Regions from separate parts of the Homo sapiens genome. Here region 2 is linked to region 1. The links are chromatin loops, found by intact Hi-C in ENCODE. Cell type or tissue: HCT116. All regions are shown on one strand. Each heading gives the region's core, and the rest is flanking DNA. Links, peaks and the distances in the headings are about the cores only.

Region 1 (12,337 bases), core at 2,237-10,236:
TGCTCCATTTCTGGGTATCCCTGTATTCTCCCCTCATTCCAATCCCACAGGAAACTTCCAGAAGTTCCAAATACCAAGGAAGCATTCCCAGGTGAGAAGATGGAGGGCTCCATAGGTGACTGAAGTTTCAGGGACAGCACACCGTTGAATGTCACCCCATCAAATGGGGGCTGCAGGGCCAAGGCCAGAACCCGGCTTAATCAGCAGTGGGGACAGTCCCAGGTATGGGCTGGGCCCTGCACACGGTCACCTCATATTCCCTACCACATCCCTGAAACAACACTGGGACTATCCTCACTGAGGACAAACCTCTACAGATTCAGACTAAAGTGTTACTGGCTGATGGGACCATTTGCACCACTTGGATTTCTGCTCAGTTTTGAAGGCGTTTGAGTCCGAGTTGGGTAGGAGAATTTTACCTTGGCAGGGGAGACGAATTTGAGGTCCTGGTAGTGGCCCTGCTCCCCTCCTTGGACCTTCTCCCCCAGCCCCTACCCCAGCTGGTGACCCAAGTTCAGACCCTGCTGAGCAGACCCCAGCGCTGGATGCAAGGAGAAGCCAGGACGTCTGACCTTGACCTTGGGATTAACAGTGTTTTACCCAGTGCTTTCCTATGGGGCTGTGACCTCCTTGGCTCCTTCGAGTAAGCCTAGGAAGATGGCATTATGGGTGACACAGACGCTGAGAGGGGTGTCCTCCCCAGGAAGGCCAGGGCAGGACCTGAACTTTGTGCTTTCTGGAGTGCAATCAGATGAATAGGCTGCCGCCGTGTGCATTGATTGAGTGCTTGTTGTCAGCCCTAGAGCCGGGAGGCCATGGCTGCCCATTAAGGGAGTACCGCGGGGTTCACCCAGCTTCAAGATCAATTCATGTCAAAACTGCAGCCAACATTTTCCCCATCTGCCTCTGCGGAGGGAAATAAACCAGGGGAGGCAGAATACAGAGACATCATTCCCGGTGATCAATTTCCTCCACCCCCTCTTCCCTCCGGATGGGAACGGCCGTCTCCATCCTGATGGATGCATTGTTGTGGGGAGGGTGAGGAACACTCATCCTCTGAGGCACCCGGGGTTGGGGGCAGGGGTGGGGGGAGCCGCACTGGGACGGGAGGGGCAGAGGAGGAGGAGGCCAGCAGGCCCGATGGAGCCAGCCCAGGAAGGCAGGGCAGGAACGCAGAAGGCAGCAGTGTTCCCACCCCGGGAGGGCAGATCCAGCAGTGGGGTGGTGGCCAGGAGCCCCTCACTCAGGGTGCCCAACCCTGAACCTTGGGATTACACTTCCTGGCTGAGTGGCCTTGGGCTGTGTTCTGGGATCTGCCTGGGGAATGCACCCTACCTCTGCAGGCTGAATGGCTGAACACAGGTGGGGGACCACATCCCAGAAGGCACAAAGTTCAGGTCCTGCCCTAGCCTCCCTGGGCAGGACACCCCTCTCAGCCTTCGTGTTCTCACAGGTGAGACGGATCACGCCACCCACAATGTCATCTTCCTAGGCTTGATGGAAGGAGCCACGGAGGTCACAACCCCATAGGAAAGCATTGGGTAAAACACTGTGAATCCCAGGGTCAAGGTCAGGCAATGGAGGCGCACACACCTCTGTGACGTATCCTTTCTCCCTCTTGCCTGATGATTCTGCCGTTGCCTTTCCAAGCTCCTGGGTGTGTGATCTTTTTGCGGTCAAGTGGTGAAAAGATACAGTTTAGATCACTGTGAAGGTCTAGAAATTAAATAATTAAGGAAGAAGAATTAAAATCCCCTGGTGCTTCAGGAGGTGGGTCCCGGTACAACTGCCAGTCAATCCAGCCTGGAGCCAAGTTCAGCAGATCACAAAGGGGTCAGGAGAGGTGAGAAAGCCCCTGCAGCCAGGCTGCCCCTTGGCTCTCAAAAGCAGGCTGCAAGTGTACTCCACCCCAGCCTGTCTTCCTGCCCTGCATTCTGCAACCCTTCTGTGTCTTCCCTTGAAAGACTTCTCCCCATCCCTGCTCTTTTGGCCTCAGACTGAAATGGACTGGGGGAGGGGGTCTGAGACCCCATTAATGGCCTGTTGAGCTCCCTGTGACTTGGGCATTTGCAGACAGAGGTCAGTTGTCCATTAAACGATGGAACTGAGCACTCCACTTAGCAGTGTATATGGGACACAGTTAAATAATGAAACAAAAATAGAACATTGCAAAAGCCTGGGGCAGGCTGGCTTGTGCCCCAGGAAGAAGCAGAGAAAGCCATCCCAGGGAGAGGGGAGGAAATTCACTGTTGGCCTCCCTCTTCCATGAAATGCTCTGGTTTAAAGTATATTTTTTTTTTACATATAGGTTATCTTTTATTGATTTTTAAAATTAAAGTTCACATATATATATACATACACAAATACATACACACACACACACACACACACAATGCAGTTGGAAAAATAATTTGTGCTCATTGCAGCACACTGGGAAATGCAGAAGAATAGAAAGAGGCAGGTTTTCCTCCTCTCCTCCATCCATAATGTGGGGTTGGGGGTGTTAGAGCTTTCCAATACCACCCCTAGGAAAGGGAGGGGGATGAAAAATATGTACTGAATTTGAGAGTTCTAGTTTTGGCAACAGAGTACCAACTGTCAGCACTTCAGAAGGTTTTAAAATACATCATTGACTTATAAGAGAGAAGGAAATCCCCAGGGAACTGAAACTCAAAGCCTTGAGCATGTGAACTAATACTAAGGAGAACCAGGGGGTACTGGATCCAGATATGTGCCATCATAGCTCAAGTCTGGAATTTTAATGCCTACCCATGGACTGTAAAACGTGGTCTTGGGCCCCCGCAAGGCCAGAAGTTCGCACTGAGACTCCCCCTCCATGAAGGGGAGGCTAAAATTTGCCAACTACCAGCCCAAAAAATTGCCAGGACATTTAGATCTGCCCAGATTCTCTAGGAAGGTGGAGGAGGGTCTCCTCCAAAAAAAACAAAGACCGAAGAATGAGCTGCCCACAGGTACAGAATCTAAGTTTCTAACGCCCCCCAGGGGGAGAAATCCTGAGCTAAGAATTTAATGTAAAATCAGATCCTGGATTGATGGAACTTCTAGCTCACCCAGCTGAATCAAATCCAAAACCACTTTCCAGAGACTCTTCCAGGACCCAGAGTACATAGGATTCCCATGGGGATGGTTGAGGGGAAGCCTTGCTGAAGATGAGCTCACAATAAAAATTACAGACCACATGAGAGCATGGTTTAACCTTGAGGCAACTTAGTACAGACAGCAAATGGGGAAATTAGCATTTCAAAAACATGGTTGTAGAACAGTGTGGAAAAGTCTATAAAATAAATCCAATGTGTTTAAAACAACAAGGAGGAGTAGAAACCATATTAAAATAACAGAGCAGATTTCTAATCAGCAACAATGAAATAAAGATGAACAACAAAATCTAGAGCTTGTTGTTTGTAAGAGCTGAATAAAATTGCCCAAACTGAGGAAATACCGGAAAGGGAAAAAGAGAGAGAAAACACAAACAATATTGGGAACGAGAAAAAGACCAAAATGATATGTGGGATAATCATTATTTAACACCTAAGAGAATATCATGAAAGAGTTTATGCAAATATGGGTGACTTTCTGGGAAGTCACTCAAAAAGAAATAGAAAACCTAAATAGATTGTAGCCATTAACACAATTGATAATGGTTAATCTTAGGTCTTGATCCAAGTGGATTCAGGGATACTTGGATAGCTGATAAAGCATTGTTTCCAGGTGTGCCATGAGGGCGTTTTGGCAGGAGATTGGCATGTGAGTTGGATCGAGTAGGAAAGATCCACTCTCAGTGTGGATGGGCACCATCTAATCGGCTGGGGCCTGGATAGAACAAAAAGGCAGGGGACAGGCAAATTTGCTTTCTTTCCCCTGGAGGTGGGACACCACCTTTCTTCTGCCCTTGGACATCAGAACTTCAGGCTTTCTGGTCTTCGGACTCTGAGACTTGCACCAGCAGCCTCCCAGGTTCTCAGGCCTTTGACCTCAGAATGAGAGTAGCGCTGTAGGTCTTCCCTGGTTCTGAGGCTTTCAGAGTTGGGCTGAGCCACAGTGCTGTTATACCTGAGTCCACAGCTTGCAGGCGGCCTGTTGTGGGAATTCTTAGTCTCCATAATCATGTGAGCCAATTCCGGCAGCAAATCCCCTCTCATATATGTATATATCACCTCCCATTTCTCTCTCTCTGGAGAACCCTAATAGAAAATTGAAGCAGAATTAAAATATACCCACAAAAAGAAACAGGCCCACATGGTTTTACTTGGCAAGTTTTACCAAACCTTTAAGAAACTGAAAATTGCTGTTTTATGCAAACTTATTTAGAAAGTGAATATCACTTTTAAAAAGGTATAATTAGTATATAATGAAATGTATCACTTCTAGGTATACACTTTGATAAATGTGTAATCATGATAATATAGAACATTTCAATCACCTCGAAAAAGTATCTTGTGCCTCTTTGCAGCTAATGCCCTGCCCTCTGCTGATCTGCTTTCTCTTCCTATAGTTTTGGCTCTTCTACAAGTTCATATAAAGGAAATCATACAATATGTAGTCTTTTCTGTCTGAACTCTTGCCTGCCTGCCTTCTTCCCTTCGCTTCCCTTTTCCCTCCCTCCCTCCCTTCCTTCCTCTCTCTTTCTCTCTCTTTTTCTCTTTCTCTCTTCTCTCTCTTCTTTCTCTCTTCTCTTTCTCTCTTGTCTTTCTCTCTTCTCCTCCTCTCCTTCTCTCCTCCTTCTCTCTTCTCCTTCTCTCTTCTCTTTCTCTCTTCTCTTCTCTTCTCTTCTCACCATCTTGCCTAGGCTGGTGTCAAACTCCTGGGCTGAAGCAATCCTCTCACCCTGGCTTCCCAAAGTGCTGGGATTACAGGTGTGAGCAACCATGCCCAGCTGTGTCTGGACTCTCATTTGGCCTAATGCTTTCAAGATATCACCCATGTAGTTGTATACATGAGTAGTTTATTCCTTTGTATTGCGGAGTAGTATTCTATATACCACAGTTTGTTTATCTATTCACCAGTTTTGGACACTGGGGTTGTTTCTAGTTTGGGACTATATGAATCAAGCTGTACTCGGGTGTAAGTCTTTATGCAACCACAAGTTTTCATTTTTCTAGGAGTTCCACCTAGGAGTAGAATTTCTGGTTGTGTGGCAAGAGCATGTTTGACTTTACAAAAAGCTGCAAAACTGCTTTCCAAAGCAGTTGTACCATTTTGCATTTCTACCAGCAACATATGAGAGCTGCAGTTTCTCCAAACCTTCTCCAATATTTAGTATGGCCAATCTTTTTAATTTTAGCCATTCTAGTATGTGCGTAATGGTATCTCATTGTGGTTCAACTGAAACTTTGATGATGAAACTAAACAGATTAAGAGTATATATGTAAGACAACAAAAGCAAGCTATGTCCCAGTAATGCATGGGTTGTTTAACATTACAAAATCTATAAATATAATTGAAATAAGCACATTATTTCAATAAATGCAGAAAAACATATGGTAAAAATCAATATAATTATAAAACAAACAAAAACAAAAACAAAACCTCTTTGCAAACAGAGAACTTCCTTACCCTGATAAGCTGTATTTTCAACAAATATCATATGTAACGGTAAAATGTTAGAATCATTCTCTTTCAAATTAGACAAGAATATCACTATCATCACTTTTATGTCATCGAGTCCCTAAGTGCACCAAGACAAGAAAAAAATGAGGTATCAGAATTAGAATGAAAAACTACAAAACTGTCAATATTCACAGGCTATATGCTCATCCTCATAGAAAATCCAAAGGAACATTATGCAGCAAAGTTACTAGATGCAAGACCAACATATGTAAATCAATAATAGTACAATACATTTAATTTAAATTTAAATTTAAGAATGTCTGAAAAGTTAGCATTAAAAAAGTGAAAAGGCCGGGTGCGGTGGCTCACGCCTGTAATCTCAGCACTTTGGGAGGCCGAGGCGGGTGGATCACAAGGTCAGGAGATCGAGACCATCCTGGCTAACATGGTGAAACCCCGTCTCTACTAAAAATACAAAAATTAGCCGGGCATGGTGGCGGGCACCTGTAGTCCCAGTTACTTGGGAGGCTGAGGCAGGAGAATGGCGTGAACCTGGGAGGCAGAGTGCAGTGAGCCGAGATCGCGCCACTGCACTCCAGCCTGGGTGACAGAGCCAGACTCCAACTCAAAAAAAAAAAATAGTGAAAAGATTGGGAGGCTGAGGTGGGTGGATCACTTGAGGTCAGGAGTTCGAGACCAGCCTGGCCAACATGGTGAAACCCCATCTCTACTAAAAACACAAAAAATTAGCCAGGCATGGTGGTGGGCGCCTGTAATCCTAGCTACTCAGGAGGCTGAGGCAGGAGAATTGCTTGAATCTGGGAGGCAGAGGTTGCAGTGAGCCAAGATCGCGCCACTGCACTCCAGCCTGGGAAACAAGAGCAAGACTCTGTCTCAAAAAAAAGAAAGAAAAAAGAAAAGAAAAACTGTAGACTGTGCAGAACGTTTCAGCACATACATATGGCAAAATATTAATATCCACAACACCTCAAGAACTCCTATAGATGAATAAGAAAGAAGATGAAGAATCCAATAGAAAAAAAAATGGGAAAAAGACATGAACAGGCATTTCACAGAAAAGGGAAGAGAAAAATAGCCAAACATAAAAAGATACCCCATATCACCGGCAATCATAGAAATGCCAGTTGAGATGACAATGGAATATCATTTGATTCTCACTGTGATTGATAAAATTTAAGATATGTGACAATACCAAATGTTGGTGAGGATATGAAGGCCTGAGAATTCTTACATACTGCAGGTGGTAGAACTACATTGAAAAACAATTGGCGTTGCCTAGCAGAATAAAGCCCATTTCACCCCTTAAACACCCCCCAATACAGGGATCATGTTATTGCCACCGTTTAATATCTTTACTGAATGAGACTCAGAAAGCTCAAGTGTCTTGTCAGAGTTCACATAAGCTGCAATGTTCCCGATTCTTTTCTTTTTTCTACTCTCTTAACAGGCAGCGATTCTCTGAGCGGCTTTGCGGCAGGAATGGGAACCCTAAATCTGCCCTTAATTGGCCCCAGGCCCGGGGCCTCTGTCCTGGCTGTGCCTTCAGGCTCTTCAGGTCTCTGGGCCGCACCACCATGTTCAACCGACAGGGGGCGACCTCTTCCCTGGTTGGGCATTGCCCCTTAGCTCCAGGAAGACAGCTCCAGGAAACTCCTTAATTTTAAAAAGAGGAATGATCATTATGTCATTAAATTAAAAAGTTGTGCATATGTATTTTTTTTTGAGACAGAGTCTCACCCTGTCACCCAGGCTGGAGTGCAGTGTTGCGATCTCGGTTCACTGCAACCTCTGCCTCCAGAGTTCAAGTGATTCTCCTGCCTCAGGCTCGGACCACGCCTGGCTAATTTTTGCACTTTTAGTAGAGACGGGGTTTCACCATGTTGGTCAGGCTGGTCTTGAACTCCTGGCCTCAGGTGATCTGCCCGCCTTGGCCTCCCAAAGTGCTGGGATTACAGGCGTGAGCCACCGCACCCGGCCATGCATATGTATTTAAAAAAATCAAGGAAAAGAAACTGAAGTAGAAAGGATAGACACATTCATCCACAATCCTATTATCAAAGTAACTATTATTAATATTTTTACACTCATCATCCCACATTTTAAAAGATTCTTTTTTAGGAATTAGCAAACAAACTATTGATGCTTTGTATCCCAACATTTTGTTGTTGTTGTCGTTTAACATTACCTTGCCACATTTTCCGTCAATGACTACATAATAGTCCCTTGAGTGGGTAAACCATAGTTCCTATAACTCTTCTTTGCAGAGAGGCATGTTGGTGGCTTTGAGCACTGTGCTATTATCAACAACAGTGAATCAACATTTTTGTGTATTTTGTACTTGTGTTTATATTTTTTAGTAGCAATTCCCAGAAGTAGAATCACTGGAACCAAGAGAGATGAAAATGCTTAACGCTCAACCAAATTGCTTTCCAAAAGAGTGAAATACTTTTATGCTCCTGCCAGCAGATAATGGAAGTTATTGTTTCAGAGGTGAAATTTTTTAAATAATTAAACTTTTGATTTTGAGATACTGTAGATTCACATGCAGTTGTTGGAAATATACTGAGAGACTCAATGTAGTTTTTTACCCAGTTTCACCCAATGGCAACATCTTGCAAAATTATAGTACAAAGGGATATCCTGGTAACCAAGATGCTGACATTGATATAGTCAAGGATATAGAAAATTTCCAACATAACAAGGATCCCTCGTGTTGCCCCCCCGCCTTTTTTTTTTTTTTGAGACAGAGTCTCGCTCTGTCGCCCAGGCTGGAGTGCAATGGCGCTATCTCGGCTCACTGCAATCTCCGCCGCCCAGGTTCAAGCAATTCTCCTGTCTCAGCCTCCCGAGCAGCTGGGATTACAGGTACATGCCACCATGCCTGGCTACTTTTTTGTATTTTTAGTAGAGACAGGGTTTCACCATGTTGGCCAGGCTGGTCTCAAACTCCTGACCTCAGGTGATGCACCTGCCTCAGCCTCTCAAAGTACTGGGATTACAGGTGTGAGCCACCACACCTGACCTCGTGTTGTCCCTTTATAGCCACACTGGCCTCTTCCTCTCTCCCCTCTCTGTCCCTGACCCTAACAACCACTAATCTGTTCTCCATTTCTTTATTTTTGTCATTGCAAGAATGTTATATAAGTGGAATCATGAAGTGAAGTTTTAAAGAAAATTATCATCAAAAACAAATAAACTTATCAATAGAAGAAATATAGAAAACACATTTTTATTTCAATTTTTAAGTTTTTTTTTTTTTTTTTTTTTTTTGATAAGGTCTCACTCTGTCACCCAGGCTGGAGTGCAGGGACACTACAGCCTCCTCCTCCCCGTGGCTCAAGGGATCCTCCTACCTAGCCTCTCAAGTAGGTGGGACTGCAAATGCATGGGCTATCTTTAGATTTTTTGTAGAGACAAGGTTTCACTATATTACCCAGGCTGGTCTTGAACTCCCAACCTCAAGCGATCCTCCCACCTTGGCCTCCCAAAGTGCTGGGATTATAGGCATGAGCCACCTTGCCTGGCCTGAGAACACGTTTTTAAACTGGCTGGTCCGTACACCAGCACTGTCCAATAGGAATGTAATGCAAGCCACATGATGTAACTGAAAGTTTTTTATAGCCACTCTAAAAAAGTATAAAGACACAGGTTAAATTAATTTTAATAATATATTTTATTTAGCCCAATATGCCATTTCAGCATGTGATCAATGTTTTTTAAATCACTGAGATAGTTTACATTCTTTATTCATACTACATCTTAGAAATCTGGGGTATGTGTTCATACTTACCGCATGTCTCACTTTGGACTTACCACGTTTCCAGTGCCCAAGAACCACCTGTGGCTGGCTAGTGGCCGCCATATTGGGAAGCTCCGCTCTAGTCCAGATTAGACCAAAATCAGATCATGAGTGCATGGTCTGCATATCTTTAGGCCTGTGGGGGACCTCACATGGGCTAGTGGCTCTTAGCCTTGGCTGCACATTAGAATCAACTGAGAGTTTTACAAAACACTAATATCCGGTCCCAGCCCACTCCATCCCACCCCCAGAAGGTCACATATAGTTGGTCTCAGAAGCAACTCAGCATTGGGATTATTTTAAATCCCCCCAGATGACACTCATGGGCAGCGGGAATTAAGGACCATTGATATATGGGTTTGGGGTTGGGTTCTATCCAATCCTGTCTGGGCATGGGCTCCTGGGAGAGGTCATGGGCACACCATGCCTTTTCTCCTCTCAGTTCCTTACCTGACTTCTTGGAAAGCAGACACTTTCCTCTCTAGCAGCTTCTGGGAGGTTCTGGGCTTTCTGGCCTTGCAACATCCTGCACCTCCCCGGCCCACCCCAAATCTCTGCCTCCTTCATCTAGAGGCTGGTTTTAGACTGGGGTGCACACAAGCTTCCCAACCCATGAGTGCCATCTTCTGAGGCCCAGTATTTTCCACCCTGGGCTCAGCCAGCCTGGTGGTCAACCTTGCCTCCTTTCTGGACCCGGGAGTGAAGACAGCCATTTGATGACAGCCCAGGGCCTACATCCTTATAGCAGCTCTGCAGAGGGACAGCCATTCCTGTATTATTGATGAGGCTCTGAGTGGCTGAGTGAGTTCCCCGATAGCCCCAGCTCCTCAACTCGCAGGACTAACAGTCCCAGGCCTGGGCCTCCCCCACCCGCCACGCTCTCCCCAGCACCTCTGCATCTGCCTGATGGGATCTCCAGCTGAGCGGCAAGCAGGAGGGGTGGCATGAGCCAGGCTGAGGTTAACGCTTGTCCTGCCTTGCACTTCTTTTTCCAGACCAGTGCTCTCCGATGCCCAGCAGCACATTGCTGGCTGAGGAACAGGGCAAGCTGCAGCCCCCCCTCCCTCCCCCCACCTTCTCACCAACTGTCTCCCAGGGGCCCCCTGAAGAGTGAAATCTCCCCCTGCATCCTGGCAGTGGTGTCCCTCCCCAGGCCTCTTATTCTGCCATCCAGTCAGGAGATAGTAACCACTCTTTAAAGTGACTCTTGAGAGATGAATTCAAGATACTCACAATGTTCTTTAAAGAGAGGTGGTCAAGGTGTGAATACCTTGAATTCATCACTCAAGAGTCACCAGTCATCTGCCAAGGCACAGCCTTGTGGTGACAGCAACCGCACCCTCCAAGGGCCACCTTCCAGGGCCATGAGAAGCGATGGCCTTTGCTGTGGCTCCTATATGACCTTGGGCTTCCTCACTCGTAGGGACATGCTCCAACCCAGGCAGCCAGGCGCTCAGCTGTGCTCAGACACCTTTTCATCTGAAGTCACGGGGGCAGAGATGGGGAGGAGAAAACACCAAGTTGAGAACTGACTCCTCTGAGAAATACATCATCCATTGTAAAGTTTTTTTCTCTCCTTCTGCATCTAGTTCAAGAGCCTCGCCCTGAAGTAGCTGGTACATCATTTCTCTTTTTGTACTCATGTTTGTGGGGCTAGAACTCAGGGCTTATGGCTGTTGTGTCTGGACCCCCAGCAACCTGTCTAGTTCCTCTGTTTGACTCAGTTTTGGGGGAGAAGCGGAGGGATAGAGTGTGGTGGAGGGAAGGAGAGGTTTGGGTATGTGTCCTACATATCATTAGAATCCTGGTTTACAGTAAAATGTGCTGGAGGCAGGAAAACGATGCTGGGAGGAGGTATTTATAGAAGCGCATCACAGTGCTTTGTAACCTGGCAGGGCCTTATTTGGTTGTCTTGTGAGAATCCTCCTTGGGCAGCACCGTGTTTCTCTTGAGGGGCGTGTCTTCTGCACGGCGCCGAGGCTGGCTCCAAGTACATCCTAGAGAGCTTTGCTAAAGCCAGATTGGTTTCCCTCCCCAGGCTTCTCCAATCCCTCCTTCCTCCCTTCACCCCAAAAGGAAGAATCAGCAGAAAAATACATTTTCTCTTGAAACAGAAATACTAGCTCTAATCATGGAGGGGGCTGGGCATGATCAAGAATAACTCAGTGTCCAGCAAGAAACACTCGGTTACTTTCTCCCCTCTCCCTCCTCCTTCTCCTCCCCCTTCCCCTCTTCTCTCCCTCTCCACCCTCTCCTTCCTCCCTTCTTCCTTCTTCTCCACCTCTTCCATAATCACTATTTTGTAAGGAAAATGCTGGGTTCGTCCATCCACCCGCATGATGCAAAGGCCCAGGAGAAAAGGACTTGAATCTTTAGCTCACTTATCTTAGGCAAGAAGCTGATACTGTTGAGAAAAATCAGGTCAGAGTTTCCATTTGCCATTCAGGAATCTCTGTTTTTCAGAAGTGAGAGTTTTCAAGGTGGTGAGCTAAGCATTCTGTCCAAGCTTACCTATGCAACCCCACGAGAACCAGGCTGAGAGGTGAATGAGAGACAGTTTAGTATAGCAGATAACTGGGCTAGATTGCTGGGTTCAAATCCCAGCTCCCCCAGTTTCTAGCTGGGTAAAGCAAAAAGCTTTACCATTCTGTGTCCCAACCTCCTTATCTGTAAAGTGGGGACAATAAGCTTGATAAAGATGAGCTATGCCACACCCAGACACATCATAGTCAAAATGTCAAAAGACAAAGATAAAATCTTGAAAGCTCGGAGAGAAATGTGGTTCATCACACACAAGGGAACTCCCCTGTAAGAGTAAGAACTGACTTCTCATCAAACACACTGGAGTCAAGAAGGCAGTGGGTCCGTCTATTTAAAGTGCTGGAAGAAAAAAAAAATATTGTCAGCTGAGAATCTTATAGCAACAAAACGATCCTCCAAAAATGAAGA
Region 2 (8,000 bases), core at 1-8,000, 130 kb after region 1:
TTGGAGAGCAGAATTACTTAAAACTGTGTCGTCCTTAGGTGTTTGTGGGGCACCTGCTGAGTGCCTGGCTTCAGGCCGGGCATTGTGGGCACAGAAAGCCCCCAGGGTATTTACTCTCTGGTTCTGGAGACCCTGGGGCACCAGCAGTAGGACAGACACCATACAGGGCACGATGTGGAGAGGGCAACAGAACACGTCCTAGACGTTAGGGGCTCCTCCCGGACGCCCTAAGGAGGCCTATCCCATAGGGTTGTCAGGAGAATCAGATGGGAAATACGCACAGGGCTCCCCGCACATCTGTCTCACCATAGACCTGAAATAAACAGCAACTCTTTTGCTTGGCATCTTGGAGAGGAGGTAGGATATGGTGATAAAGGGCCCAGATCCCAGAGTGAGTCAGGGTTTGAATCCAGGATCTGCCTCCTACTAGCTGTGGGGCCTTAAGCCAGTCATTGCACCTCCTTTGAACCTCAGTTGCTTTCTCTGCAATATGGGGTTGTTAGCGATACCTGCTATGCAAGTTTGCTGGCAGGAGTCGCGATAAAGTATCTAAGTGCTTGCTTTGGAGCTGGCATAACATGTGTTCAATGCATGTAGTTATTCTCATCTGCTAACCCAAAAAATACGTGGTACATGGGGACAGGGGAGGGGACCCAGAGTGAAGATGGGTCTCAGAGGAAGGGGGGCTTCGGTTCTTAATTCCCAGGGTTCCTCCTGCCCACTTCACCCCTCCCCCACACACCAAAGCACAGGCAAGAAAAGGACACAGATCCCCAAAGACTCCCTGAGGACATTTCAGGACACCCAGGCTCCCTTCCAGGGGCCGGACAGTCCGGCCAAGGCCATGTCACCAGCTCATCATTAACATGCGATGGGGGAGGGATGCCCCGTACTCGCTTCCGGCCCTCAGCTCTGAAAAGCCTGATAACAAGTGCACATTGACGGCCCAGGTTCCCCAGGGCGAGCACGCTGTCCCTGCCTCGCATCTGAGCCTTCGCCCGAGACATTTTCTCGCTTCAGCAGTTTGGCATGTCATACAAAGGGGCTCTGATTTTTCCTGATATCCAACTCCTCTTGCATGAAAAATGGCTTTGGTTGTCTTTCTGCCTGCGGATTCCTGAGCGTGAGTGGAGGCCAGATGCCTGGTGGGCAGAGTGTCCTCACTTGCTCAACCGTTTGGAGGATCTCCCGTCTTCTACCTTGTGGCCTGCGGCCTTGAGGTTCAGTCTCTGGGGGAGTTCCCTGCTGGCTGCAGGCCTGCCCCGCACCCTCCTTCCAGCCAACCCCCTTCCCTCACCCTGGTGGTTTCTGATGTGTCTCCAGTCTTCTTTGTGCTGCTGCCATTCGCACAGTCCCAGTCACCACACCCACACGGCCAACCTGAGGTTCCTTTTTGTGTGAGCATCCTCTGCAACCCAAACCCATTTTCCCCATTCCCCAGTGCCGCCTTCTCTTCCTCTCGTCCCTCTTTCTCTCCTTTCTTTCTTCCTTGTATTTCTAATTAATTCTTCCCCTTTTCCCTTTGAGTCTGCCATCTTTGTAAACCACGCAAGCCCTCTCCTGCTTCCTGTTCAAGTCAGTCTTTTGAGAGTTCTTGAAGCATTTCCTAGATAAAAATGTATTATTTTAACTCTGTGATTATTAGGAGGGTTATTAAACATGAAGAGAATTCTATTAAATGGCAAATTGAGTGAGCCAAAAACCCACAGATGTGGAACCTTTGAAGATCATCTGGTACGAAACAGATGTGACTGTACCAGTGGCTGCTTTATCAAGCTGGGAACAAATATTGGAAGGAAATTCACCAAAATGTTAAACTGATGGTCATGGGAATGAGGAGTGACTTATCTGATCTCCTTCTTCTTTCGAACTTCTGTGATGCAGAGAGGAAAAAATATAAACCCGATATTTAGATGAAAAGCATCCCAAGCCCAGTCTCCAGACAGATGAATGGGTGTGTATGCCGATTTGACACGGCCGGTGTTTGTTCTTTTCATGCTTTTTTTTTTTTTTTTTTTTTTGAGATGGAGTCTCACTCTGTAGCCCAGGCTGGAGTGCAGTGGCGCAATCTCTGCTCACTGCAACCTCTACCTCCTGGGTCCTGGTTCAAGTAATTCTCCTGCCTCAGCCTCCCAAGTAGCTGGGATTACAGGCATGTGCCACCATGCCCAGCTAATTTTTGTATTTTTAGTAGAGATGGGGTTTCACCATGTTAGCCAGGCTGGTCTTGAACTCCTGACCTCGTGATCTGCCCACCTCGGCCTCCCAAAGTGCTGGGATTACAGGCATGAGCCACTGCACCCAGCCTGTTCTTTTTATTCTTAAATGCATCCAGGAACACGCTCCCAGGCACTATGCCCAGCGACTTCTTGCCAGCATTTTATTACAGGCCACTTCTGACTTATAACCAAATTGATTCCTGGATCAAAGCCTTTGCAAGCCAACCACAGTTGAATCTTTATTTCCTGTCAGCACAATTTCCACATTGGGCTTCCATCCCTAGAAATCCATCTCCTACAATAAAAGTGCTAAAACTGACCATGAAAGTAAGTGAGAAGGAAATAAAACCCAGATCTATGCTTTTACAAACCTTTATCACATGTGTAAACCTAAGTACTTAATCGGAAAGCTGTGTCGTGAGAGGCCCCTCAGGGAGAATTTTTCTGCCTGAGTCAGATGGCTCAAGATTTCTTAATATGTGACTCCGATGAGGTTTGAGCAGAAGACGCTTGCTTTTTTAAATTATTTCCCTAGGAAACTGTCCTGTGGCAAGCTTAAGCAGGCTTCATTGCACCAAAAATCTTCAAACTCTTTAAAATAAAAGATTCTTTTACCTCAAAAATTTTCCATTGACAATTCCCTTTGTGTAAATTCTTTTTTTTTTTTTTTTTTTTGAGACTGAGTTTCACTCTATTGCCCAGGTTGGAGTGCAGTGGCACAATCTCATCTCCCTGCAACCTTCACTGGGTTCAAGCAATTCTCCTGCCTCAGCCTCCTGAGTAGCTGGAATTACAGGCGTGCACCACCACACCTGGCTAATGTTTGTATTTTCAGTAGAGACAGGGTTTCACCATGTTGGCCAGGCTGGTCTCAAACTCCTGACCTCAGGCAATCCGCCTGCCTCAGCCTCCCAAAGTCCTGGGATTACAGGCGTGAGCCACCGCACCCGGCCTTGTTAGAAACATCTTTGCATTTCTTCCAGAGGTTCCTCTAAAAGAACAAAAAAAAGAAAAAGTAAATAAAAAGAAAAAAATCTTTGCATGGTGAATACTGGAGGAAAGGCAGTTTCCAATGTGACTCGTGCGACCCTGAAACAATCCCTCACTCTTTGTGGCAGTGAGTCAGTTGACCCTTCAAATGTCCATCAATGCAGAGACACAAGCTTCCCCTTGTGTCTTTGTTGCCAGGTGCTCAGAATGTTACCTTCTGTTCTTAGCAAGAGTTTCAGTTAAGGCAGAAGCGCGAGGGAATATGGAAGGAGATGCTGATCAAGTCCAGCATCCTCCAGCTGAGATTCCCAGTACTAGGACTACAAAATTATCCCTCAGTTCTAATCAAATTTGCTACCTTCAGTAGTAATGTCTGTTCCTTTCTTCTTGCTCAGTCTTTCCTATAGCTGAAAACAAAGCAATCATCTTCGACCCTTAATAGCCCTTCATATTCTTGCAAGCAGTTTTTTTGGGTTCTTCTTTGGTCTACCCATCTCTGGAGGAAAGGGAAGGAAATTTACCTGGTTTTTTGTTTTGAAACCTAGTTGCTTTCTCTAGACTGTGGCTTGAAACATACAAGCCTTTGTGCAAAGCACTGGGTCAGGGTTGGGGGTGCTGGGGCCGAGAGAACCACAGGAGACCCACTCTGTTTGTCACCAGTGGCCTCTTGAGCCGCCCGTGAGTAGGACGGTGCTCAGGCGAGCCCGGCAAGGTCCCCTCCGCCCTAGCTGCTTATCCATTCAACACCCTCCTGCTGGCTCCTCTGTTTAGAGTCCAGAATTATGAATAGTTTAAAAAATAAGAGCAAATGCCTGCTGAGCCCTTGCTATGCACCAAGCACATTAGGTATTATCTCAAGAACTTTCCATATGTTATCTCAACTTATCTTTGTAACAGCTATAATTTCACACTAGTTAATTACTTAACTATGATTTAATCAGATTTCAGGTATATTATTGCAGAAAGAGAGCTAACTCTTATAAAAAAAAATTTTTAGAGATACGGTCTCACTCTGTCACACAGGCTAGAGTGCAGTGGTGGGATCATAGTGTGTCCAGAGTTGATTCATTCTGATAGGTTTATGGGCTCGCTGACCTCAAGAATGAAGCCATGGACGTTTGCGGTGAGTGTTACAGCTCTTAAAGGTGGCACGGACCCAAAGAGTGAGCAGCAGCTAGATTTACTGTGAAGAGTGAAAGAACAAGCTTCCACGAGTGGGAGGAGACCCAAGCGGATTGCCGCTGCTGGCTAGGGTGGCCAGCTTTTATTCCTTTATTTGTCCCCGCCCATGTCCTGCTGATTGGTCCGTTTTACAGCATGCTGATTGGTCCATTTTACAGTGTTGATTGGTTCGTTTTACAGAGTGCTGATTGATCTATTTTACAGAGTGCTGACTGGTCCATTTTACAAACCTCTAGCTAGCCACAGAGTGCTGATTGGTGTGTTTTTACAGAGTACCAATTGGCGCATTTTACAAACCTGTAGCTAGCCACAGAGCGCTGATTGGTGCATTTTACAAACCTCTAGCTAGCTACAGGGCGTTGATTGGCGTGTTTTACAATCGTAGCTACAGAGTGCTGATTGGTGCATTTTACAATCCTCTTGTAAGACAGAAAAGTTCTCCAAGTCCCCACTCAACCCAGGAAGTCCAGCTGGCTTCACCTCTCAATAGCTCACTGTGGCTTTGAATTCCAGGGCTCAAGCAATCCTCCCACCTCAGCCTCTTGAGTATCTGGGACTGCAGACGTGCACCACCATGCCCATCTAATTTTAATTTGTTTATAGAGATGAGGTCTTGCTCTGTTGCCCAGGCTGGCTTCAAACTCCTGGGCTCAAGCGATCCTCCTGCTTCAGCCTCCCAAGTAGCTGGATTTACAGGCACAAGCCACCATGCTTGGCTATGAGAGCAAACTCTACTGTGGTTCCTATTAGGTGCCAGGGATTGCCCTGTGCACTTTATATAGATTAACTTGCTTAATCCTCCGCCAGCCTGTGAGGCAGGTGCTAGCACTACTTCCATGGTGTAGATGCAGAAACTGAGGCACGGGGAAGTTAAGCAGCTTGCCCAAGGCCCCGGAGCCAACAAGTGGTGAAGTCAGAATTGAAACCCAGGCTGTCTGGCTTCAGATTCCATTCTCTTCATTCGGCTATACCTCTTCCCAGTTGATAACAGTGGTAGCTATGACATGAAAATCTCTGCAGGCACTTTGCAGAGTTCACTTCCTCCTCACAATGCAGCATGGATGGCACTCCCCTTGTGGGAGACTCACCAGCCTGTGACACCCCCCAGCACCTGCACCCAGGTCTCCAGCCCCAAAGCCCCTGGCAAGATCTTTCTCAGCCCCATGCTAAAAACAGTCACATGCCTGCTGCACGCTGGGGAAAAGGCGAGGTTGTGGGGTGGCTCAGTGTGCTGCGAATATCCAAAATAACCCATGGTGACCCCAGGAATCTGGGGCCACAGTGAAGGCTACCCAGGCTGGAGGAGGAGTTTAGATGGGAAGAGAGCAGGACCCGCCCCTCAGGTGTGTCCCCGTGGTTGCCAGATGCTGGCTGTGGGCTGGGCTGGCACAGCAGGCTTCTTGGAGGAGGTGGGCACAGCGTCGTGACCAGAACAACGCACGATGCCAGGCCCCAGGTCTGACTCATGCAGTCTAAAGAGAAAGGATTCTGCTGTCAGACTGAGGGCGGCTCTTCAGATGGGGCACTCTCCGCAAAGAAGGTGAAAATCATTCTGCTCGAGACAGATCCTTTAAGAAGACATTAACCATGCACTTCAAAGCCCTGGAACCCATGTTTTGCAGGGGCTGCCACCCACTGGCACACTTTCACACCCAGGTTCTGGTTGTTGGCATTCACGTGGTGACTCCCAGCTCGCACAAAGCAGATAGAAAAACAGGCTGATCATACTGTGTGTTTCCATTCATACCCTGTTCAAAAGCAGGCAAAACGAATGCAAGGCAGCGGAGCTCAGCACAGTGGCTCCCTTTGTGGGCTGTTGTCTGGGAGGGTGCAAGGTGTGTGAACAATGTTCTATATTTTGATCAGGGTGCTGGTTATACGGGTGTAGACACATGTTCATCTAACTGCACCCTTAGGATTACTCTCTGTAGATTATCTTCAGTAAAAATTAAAAATAGTAGCCAGCTGCAATGGCTTGAACCTGTAATCCTAGCACTTTGGGAAGCCAAGGCAGGAGGATCACTAGAGGCCAGGAGTTCAAGACCAGTTTGGCAACATAATGAGACCCCGTTTCTAACAACAACAAAAAATTAATTAGCTGGACATGGTGGTGCACACCTTTAGCCCTAGCTACACAGGAGGCTGAGGTGGGAGGATTGCCTGAGCCCTGGAGTTTGAGGCTGCAGTGAGCCACCACTGCACTCCAGCTCTGGGCAATAAGCAAGACCCTGTCTCAAAACAAAAACAAAAAACAAATATAGGTCTGGGATGACAAAGACTCACAGATGGCCTGCCACCAGCCTGCACCCGCCCCCATTCATCCCCAACTGCTGGCCTGTATTTTCTTCAGTCCTAGGTGATCCAGCAAATACTAGTCGAGAATGTGTGTGCCTAGCCCTGTGCTATGTTCTGGGGACTCGTTCATTCATTCATTCAGCACTTATTTTTGCACCCAGCCTCTTGGGAACAGGGTTTGACCTTCTGGAGGAGAAAGATACTCCTGTATCTGCAGATTCTGAGACTCGGAGCTGTTCAGAATGACATGACCTCCCACTTGTTCCTGCCTCGCCATCTGCTTGTGCTGTCTCTCATGGGATCCTCATAACCCCACAGGAAGGTGGGTTCTGTCACCCTGGATTCTTCACCCAGAAGGCGAAGCAGCAGGGGCAGAGTTTGACTTGAACCCGAGCCTGAGTTTAGCCTCGAGCCTGAGCCTGCCTCAGGGTCCCCAGGGTTACCAGGCTGGGAGTCTGTGCTGACAACAAGCCCAGTGTCATTCTGCTCACCTCGACCTCATCCTTGGGGAAATGCCCCACTGAGCTGAGCACACCAGCTCAACGAGACCAGACCAAAGGGTGGCAGGGGACTGACATGGTTGGGGTGAGGAGGGTCTGACCCAAGGGCAAAGAATGGCCTTGCTTCTCTGAGACCGTCCTCTCTCCCAGCCTGGGCAGCTGTGATCGGGAGATACTGCCTGGTACCCTGCTCTGGGGGGCTCCCACCACCCGCCCTCATCCTGCCTTATCTGTTTCCAACTCCCTACCTGCATTTTCTTAGTCTCTATTCAAATCCAGAAAATGCTCATTGAGGATTTGAAAACTAAATCCCAGGCTGAGTCCTGGGCACTCCCAGATTCATTCATTCATTCATTCAGCAAATATTAATATTGAGTGTCTGCTACTGCTCAAGCAGCATTCGAAGTGATAGGGAAAGTTTTCTTCATAGCAGAGAATAAAACAGACAGCAATTCAGTAATGAGTCTATTGTCCAAGAGAGACAAACAAAAAGCAAGAAAAGAAAGGAGTGTCAGGGTGAGGCTTGTGATGTTAGAGTGTCATTTGTCTTAGTGCACTCAATTCCAGGGAGGCTTGGCCTCTATCAGCCTGGGAAAGTCCCGGGGGGCTTCCCAGAGGAGGCAACATTACTCTTGTCTTGCAGAATGTGTAAGAGTTCCCCAGGCAGGGGAATATACAGAGGCACACGTCTTCCTTCCTGAATGCACACATGCAGTCTCCTATTCATTCTTTATTCATCCAGCAGACATTTTATGGAGCACCCAGATGAAAAGTAGAATCCTGTCCTGTTCCTCAAAGAAATCAGCGTCCAGTG

Evidence for each region. Hi-C counts contacts between places; a loop is a spot of excess contacts. Peaks named below come from ENCODE experiments on the same cell type or tissue, not always from the same donor. Only the 100,000 strongest peaks of a DNase experiment are listed, where the experiment ranks them.
Region 2: it touches region 1 in a loop (2.8-fold over the local background); 2 of 110 quality-filtered maps call a loop at or near these places.

Annotation. Positions count from the first base shown.
Region 1 is chr17:66,848,231-66,860,567 of GRCh38, forward strand. The region is part of intron 1 of CACNG5 (calcium voltage-gated channel auxiliary subunit gamma 5); the gene reads left to right. Among named protein-coding and RNA genes, the nearest start is that of CACNG5, 19 kb to the left of the region's middle. In HCT116, for the core only: a CTCF peak has its summit at 7,179 (motif pointing right); a DNase peak (open chromatin) is centred at 7,151; H3K27me3 peaks cover 520 bases.
Region 2 is chr17:66,977,747-66,985,746 of GRCh38, forward strand. The region is part of intron 1 of CACNG4 (calcium voltage-gated channel auxiliary subunit gamma 4); the gene reads left to right. Among named protein-coding and RNA genes, the nearest start is that of CACNG4, 17 kb to the left of the region's middle. RefSeq lists enhancers at 386-963, 747-1,041, 964-1,540, 5,221-5,722, 7,642-7,901. In HCT116, for the core only: no CTCF peak of the experiment used is centred there; DNase peaks (open chromatin) are centred at 3,385 and 5,843; H3K27ac peaks cover 994 bases; H3K27me3 peaks cover 970 bases.